Regions from separate parts of the Homo sapiens genome. Here region 2 is linked to region 1. Evidence: chromatin contacts called from ENCODE Hi-C or POLR2A ChIA-PET data. All regions are on one chromosome and are shown on one strand. The core of a region is the stretch at or near the end of the contact, and the rest is flanking DNA. Distances in the headings are between cores, read along the strand shown. Region 1 overlaps BPTF (bromodomain PHD finger transcription factor). Region 2 holds the start of LINC00674 (long intergenic non-protein coding RNA 674).

Region 1 (3,228 bases), core at 252-2,751:
AGCTCTGCCTCCCGGGTTCATGCCATTCTCCTGCCTCAACCTCCGGAGTAGCTAGGACTACAGGCGCCCGCCACCACGCCCAGCTAATTTTTTGTATTTTTAGTAGAGACGGGGTTTCACCGTGTTAGCCAGGATGGTCTGATCTCCTGACCTTGTGATCCGCCCACCTTGGCCTCCCAAAGTGCTGGGATTACAGGCATGAGCCACCATGCCCGGCCAAGAACAACTATAATCTAATCATACTGCTTCTCAATCCATGGGGGTGAGAGGAAGTCTCCTTAAAAATAAAATGTATAAAGAAGTGAGTCATGTTAACACTCTTGTGAGTGTGAGATAAGCTGACGTGGTGTGGGGATATGGTAAAGCTCATGGCACTGGTACGTGAAGGACTGCAGTTTGTTAGGCACTTCACTAGACTAGCTGGGAGTCAGTAAATAATCATTCTAAGATTGGAAACTTGAAATCCTAGAAATGCTTCCAAAATTATGCTGGCTGATTTCATTTTGAAATGCTGCACACAGAGGGGTCTCACCTGTAAGGAACGGAGCACCCTCTTCAACCCCTCATAATCCTTCTCTGTTAGTGGCGTGAGCACTGTCATGGCATCCTCTGTTGACTGGCACTGTGGACAGACATACTCATCAATGAGCTCTGCCTCACTTTGCAAGATGCCAACGCAGCGCCCATGGTACCAATTCTGACACCGATCACAGCCAATATAAAATCTGCAAGATCCGAAATGGAAATGTGAGTTCAAAACACATGGGATGATGTTACTTATAATAAAGCATGCACCTGAAAATTTGCTAAACCCTGGGATATAAAATAGTTTTAGTATTATGGTTTTAATACTTTCAAGATTGACATTCCAGTTCATTAATTTAGTATTTTTGATGTTAAGAACAAGCAGTAAAAAAATTTATAAGAACACTGTGTAATACTGGAGAACCAATTTAAAGATAAATATGAAACATTCAATTGATTTTAAAGCTGAAAACAAAGCCAAAAATCTTTCAACTAGTACTGTACCATATGGGTGTTCAAAATCCTATAAGCTAATAACAGAGTCTCAGAGCTTGTACCCAAATTAGTGTTTTTCTAACCTACAATAAAGCACCATTTCAAACACTGATAAAGTCCAAACAAGTCAGGCTATTTTAATCTCATTAATTTCTATGTTACATATTGAAGAATCAAATCTACCATTAAACCACATTTTCCCCAATGTGTCTCAAACATTCACTATGAAGCAAGATAAATTTTGAAGGGTAGGTAAAAAGGGAAAAAGAGAAAAATGAAAAGGAATTTGTAATGTAAGTGTATAATAAATGTAGAAAAAAATCTGCTTTTTATTTTAAAATAAATAAGTAACCAGTCAGAGCAATTTGGCTTCCTAAATTATTAAATATGATGCTCTTATCAGAACTCACTGTGACTCATCATAAGGTGTTCTGCAGATACAGTACAATTCCTCACTGCTGCCCTCTTGTGCCCGTTTACAATCATTACAGATGTACACATCCATTTTCTTAGCCTCCTTTTCTGTGATGCCAACACATTCTCCATGATACCAGTTAGTACAAAGATCACAGCCAATATAGAACCTAAAAGTATTCACAATGAAAATGACAATGTAATTGTCATTTTGAGCTGCATGGTACTTAAATCTGTCTTCCCTGCCTTGATTCACTTTTTTACAGTGTAACTTCCTGCAATGAGTCAGCTAAACATTTCTGAATCCAACCATTCTACTCCTGGCAAACTCCAGTATCTGATGCTCTATCACATGTGGAAACATAAAGTCACTCACATCAGTTTCAACAAGTACACTGCTTAGTGAAATATGGGTCTTTAAAAACATACTGGAATTTGAAAAAAGAAACAACACATTGATGGTAATGTCTTCCTCTGAATGAATGTGTGTAAAACTGTAACAGGCACAAAAACCAAAGCCAAAGAATCAAAGACTTACATCTGTCAAACCTATTCCACAGAAGCCATTTCAATATCAGGGCTATTTCTTAGATAGGTTTGAAAATGTATCTCACAATTTAAATTTGAAAACAAAGCAAAGCGCAAACACCAAGTAGAAGTTACACTACAAGGAACATGCAGGTCAGCCAGGTGTAGAAGATAAATGGTCAAAATATGATATGAAGAAGAAAACTAAGAAAGTACATAGAGTAATTCAATCTCTACCAGGTTTTCTGAATAAACATTGGAATTTAATCGAATTAAAAATAACCTCTCATAATGGAATATGGCACGGGCCAGTTTTCCTGTTAATATAATGTTTGTGACAATGTGGGCAGTGGCCTGGCTAACTAACGGGCAGGGAACGTGGAAGGAGATGCTTCAGTTCAACACCGGGGACAAGGTGTGGAGAATGATGCAAGGATAGTTATCCAAAGCCTGTGAGGGTCTACACTGCTTGGCAAGGGGGAGCTGTGTAAATGTGTGATTGTGGAGAGCAGAGTGGCCTCTGTAACAAAAGACCTAATGACAAAAGGAAAAGTAAATGTAACAAACGCTTACACAGTGTGTCTATAAGTGTTGATAGGCACTGTGTAGGAACACCATGTCAAAGTCATAGTGAGAATTACCATGAATCACAGGGAACCAGACTGGCCTTGCTGATACCATTGGCACTCTTAGTTCTACCAAGGCATTTCTTGGCAGATTCACCTAGAGGAATGGAAGTCGTCCTCAAGCTTCAAATTGACCTGCTTCATGAATGTGAAGGAATAATATATGGTTATGTAGTTTATCCTGTTACCACTAACTTTTTTCTTTTTTTCTTTTGTCTCGCTGTATAGCCCAGGCTGCAGAGCAGGGGCAGGATCACGGCCCCCTGCAGCCTGGACCTCCCAGGCTCATGTGATCCTCCCACCTCAGCCTCCCGAGTAGCTGGGGCTATAGGCATGCGCCACCAGGCCCGGCTTTTTTTCTTTTCTTTTTTTTTTTTGACAGAGCTTTGCTCTGTCTCCCAGGCTGGAGTACAGTGGCATGATCTCGGCTCACTGCAACCTCAGTCTCCCGGGTTCAAGCGATTCTCCTGACTCGGCCTCCCGAGTAGCTGGGATTACAGGTGTGTGCCACCACATCTGGCTAATTTTTGCATTTTTAGTAGAGACAGGGTTTTGCCATGTTGGCCAGGCTGATCTCGAACTCCTGACCTCAGGTGATCCGTCCACCTCGGCCTCCCAAAGTGTTGGGATTACAGGCATT
Region 2 (3,662 bases), core at 255-2,754, 140 kb before region 1:
CCAAATATAAACGTGGACAATTTATCAGGGGTAAATGGTGAAGGTAGGATAACGCCGTGATTCCAATTCCTTCTCAAACCAAATACAAGTTCTCCTAAAACGGGGGTGGCATGTCCCTGTAAGAATACCAAAAATGGCACTGTAAGCAAAACGTACCTGTAATGTTAAAGATTTCATGCACCTGGAATCATAAACACTTTGTAAGTGTAGTCTTCTATCTAGCAACCCCTCTGGACACTCTTTTCCATTTCGAAAAAGGAAGGGGGAGGGTGGGGAGAGTAACAGAAAGTTTGTTCGAAAATTTGTATGAGGACATACTTAGAATTGTACCCTCTCCGCCCCCCCACCAAAAAAAAAAGTGTGTTTTTAAAGCAGGTCTGGAGCTAGAAGTGAGACACAAGTTCTGCGGCCTATAAGGAACAACCCCCAAACATGCCACCCTACAATCAGACACTTCCAAAACACAGTGTACAATGAGCCCAAGCCGTCGGATCAGACAGGCACACCGGAAGTCAACCTGTCTCCCCTCCTCAGAGAGACGTGAGTTTAAGGTGTGTGACCCTGGCAGCGGTGGCCGGCGGCGGGGAGTAAAGGTTTTTCACGCGGGCATAAGTGGGTGTGTGCAAGGTAACAACCCGGGAACACAGACGCACACCCTCCCGTTAAGCGCTCCATCTTTAAGGAGTGTTTACTGCGCGCAGTCAGCAACCGAATTCAATAATCCTCGCCACGGGAGCTCTTCATCCCCTTCACGATCTCACCTGGGCGGTAGCCCAGGGGCTGTTCCCCGAGCCCCGGGAGGCAGCGTCGGGCTCCTTGACCAAGACTTTCCGACCTGAAATCCGCCTGCGATGCGAACTGGTGTACCCTCCCCTCCACAAAACACCACCCCCCCGCCCCGAGTCATCCTCGGCTTTTTAAACAATGTCCAAACCGGAACAAGTGGTTTTCCAATTGCTCTCTCTGAACTAGGCCTTCCCACACCTCCGACCCCCAACTCACCACTGATCGCGACCCTGGCCCTTCCCAAGGCCACAAGCACCCCTGCCAGCTCGCCCACCTCGCGGCTGCCCAGCCCGGCCCGCCGCGCCCCCTTCACCTGTCAGGCGCACTTCGACAGGCCCGTTCCTACGGCCTCCGAGGTTAGACATGTCCCTGGCGGCTGGGGCGGCGGGCGGGACGGGGGCGACGGCGAGGCGCGGCGGAGTCACCACAGCGGCCGGGGCTGGGGCCCGAGCAGCCGGCGACGCGACTGCAGCGGCCTGAGGGTCCCGGATGTGCCAAGCGTCGTCGCCATGAGCCGCGGAGGGAGCGGACGCCACGGCCTTTCCCTCCTCTAGGCGAGGCCTAGTAGCGGACAGGGCTGGTCAGCTGAGGTGGGCGGTGCTCGGCGGCACGGGAGCAGGACTGTGGACTTGGCCGCTTCCTCCTCCACCCGCCCCCTTGTCTGAGTGACGCCGGACCTGAGGCCGCCGCGGCCATTTGTCGGCTCCGGGGGGGCGAGGGGGAGATGGGAGGCGGGGCCGGTGGGGTCAGCGGGGCGGGGCCGGCGGGCGCGCGCCAGATGCCCGGAGCGGGCACCGGCACTGAGGGAAGGTGTGAGCTGCCGCCGAGGGTCCCAGGCGGAACGCGGGAAGGGAGCAGGCAAGGAGCAAAGTGGCGGCGGGAGCGGCAGCTGTGACCCCTGGAGGGGTTTAGTGTCCGGTCCACTCAAGGGAGAGTTTTAGACCAAGCAGGGCCGACTGCATTTATTAGACGCCCACAGCATGCAGGGCGCTCCAAGAGGCTGGGGCGAGGAAAATTAGAACCAAGTCTGCTACCCGCCGGGAACTTGTCGTATTTCTGGCGAGGGAAGAGACAGCATTCCCACGCCGATGGTTCCAGCAAAGCCCCAGGAGTGCTGTTCCTGGTCTTGTAGTTGACGCCTCCATCCGGGACTCACCTGGTGGAGAAAATCGGGTTACCTGCAGAGTCCCGCTCTTTTCAGGTGCAGCCAAGGATAGGGAGATGATACGTCTTAAAGAATTAACAAGATAAACCTTGGAGTAACGTATGAAGAGTTGTTCATACACTACTGTATTTATCTCAGGAGCAGAAAGATAACAACTTTCTAAAGATGTACCATATCCTTTGACCTTGTAACTATACTGCTAAAATTTTTTTTTTTAAGACAGGGTCTCCCTGTCACCCAGACTCACTGCAGTCCCAACTTCCCAGGCTCAGATGATCCTCCCACCTGAGCCTCTGCAGTAGCTGAGATCACAGTATGCACCACTACACCCCACTAATTCTTTTATTTTTGGTAAAGACACGTTTAGGAGGGACATTTAGGTTTCTCTATGTTGCCCAGGTTGGTCACGAACTCCTGACCTCAAATGATCTGCCTGCCTTGGCCTCCCGAAGTGCTGGGATTACAGACCTGAGCCACCGCACTCAGCCCTATTGTGTCCAGAATTGGTGGGCTCTTGGTCTCACTGACTTCAAGAATGAAGCCACAGACCCTGGTGGTGAGTGTTACAGCTTTTAAGGTGGCGTGTCAGGAGTTCGTTCCTTCTTGACCTTAAGATGTGTTCGGAGTTTTTTCCTTTAGGTGGGTTCTTGGTCTCACTAGCTCGGGAGTGAAACTGCAGGCCTTGGTGGTGAGTGTTATAGCTCTTAAGGCGACGTGTCCGGCGCTGTTCATCCTTCCCGGTGAGCTTGTTGTCTTACTGCCTTTAGGATAGAAACTGGAGACTTACGTGGTGAGTGTTACAGCTCATAAAAACAGTGTGGACCCAAACAGCAAAAAACTGAAACTTCACACTGTGTAAAGAGACGCGAACGAGTTACCACTGCAGGCTCTGGCAGCCTGCTTTTATTCTCTTATCTGGCCCCACCCTCATCCTGCTGATTGGTAGAGCCAAGTGGTCTGTTTGGACAGGGCGCTGATTGGTGTGTTTACAATCCCTGAGCTAGATACAAAGGTTCTCCACGTCACCATCAGATTAGTTAGATACAGAGTATGGACACAAAGGTTCCCCAAGGCCCCACCAGAGCAGCTAGATACAGAGTGTCGATTGGTGCATTCACAAATCCTGAGCTAGATACAGAGTGTTGATTGGTGCATTCACAAATCCTGAGCTAAACACAGGGTGCTGATTGGTGTGTTTACAAACCTTGAGCTAGATACAGAGTGCTGATTGGTGTATTTACAATCCCTGAGCTAGACATAAAGGTTCTCCAAGGCCCCACCAGAGTAGCTAGATAGAGTGTCCACTGGTGCACTCACAAACCCTGAGCTAGACATAAAGGTTTTCCAAGACCCCACCAGACTCAGAAGCCCAGCTGGCTTCATCCAGTGGATCCCCCACCGGGGCTGCAGGTGGAGCTGCCTGCCAGTCCTGTGCCATGTGCTCGCACTCCTCAGCCCTTGGGTGGTCGATGGGCCTGGGCGCCGTGAGCAGGGGGCAGGGCTTGTCGGGGAGGCTCGGGCTGCACAGGAACCCACAGAGGCGGGGGAAGGCTCAGGCATGGCGGGCTGCAGTCCCGAGGGCTGCCCGGCGGGAAGGCAGCTACGGCTCGGCGAGAAATTGAGCGCAGCGCCGGTGGGCTGGCACTGCTGGGGGACCTAGTACACCTTCCGCAGCCGCTGGCCCGGGTGCTAAGTCCCTCATTGCCCGGGG

The links. Hi-C counts contacts between places; a loop is a spot of excess contacts on that map. ChIA-PET counts read pairs that join two places held with the same protein, here RNA polymerase II (POLR2A). Pooled maps may share reads with other maps.
Region 2: a loop to region 1 is called in a map of gastrocnemius medialis, with 10 times the contacts of the local background. The contact joins the promoter of LINC00674 here to the enhancer-like site in region 1. A Hi-C loop is called at or near these places in 3 of 168 maps with a recorded cell type or tissue (PC-9, ascending aorta and gastrocnemius medialis) and 5 of 50 pooled maps. POLR2A ChIA-PET finds 5 or more read pairs at or near these places in 2 of 52 experiments (T-cell and naive thymus-derived CD4-positive, alpha-beta T cell).

Annotation. Positions count from the first base shown.
Region 1 is chr17:67,961,709-67,964,936 of GRCh38, reverse strand. BPTF (bromodomain PHD finger transcription factor) reads right to left here. Exons shown (of 28, transcript NM_182641.4): 25 at 533-725. Among named protein-coding and RNA genes, the nearest start is that of C17orf58, 33 kb to the left of the region's middle. Within about 2 kb of position 1,501, at least 5 of the 41 ENCODE cell types and tissues checked have a DNase peak (open chromatin) inside an H3K27ac peak, as active enhancers do; they include PC-9, where a contact is called at or near this core.
Region 2 is chr17:68,099,397-68,103,058 of GRCh38, reverse strand. LINC00674 (long intergenic non-protein coding RNA 674) reads right to left here and starts at 1,504. Exons shown (of 6, transcript NR_027418.1): 1 at 1,100-1,504; 2 at 1-116. LOC124904048 (a long non-coding RNA gene) reads left to right here and starts at 1,563. Exons shown (of 2, transcript XR_007065885.1): 1 at 1,563-2,507. RefSeq lists silencers at 1,070-1,229, 1,390-1,449, 1,500-1,639 and enhancers at 605-1,383, 1,384-2,163.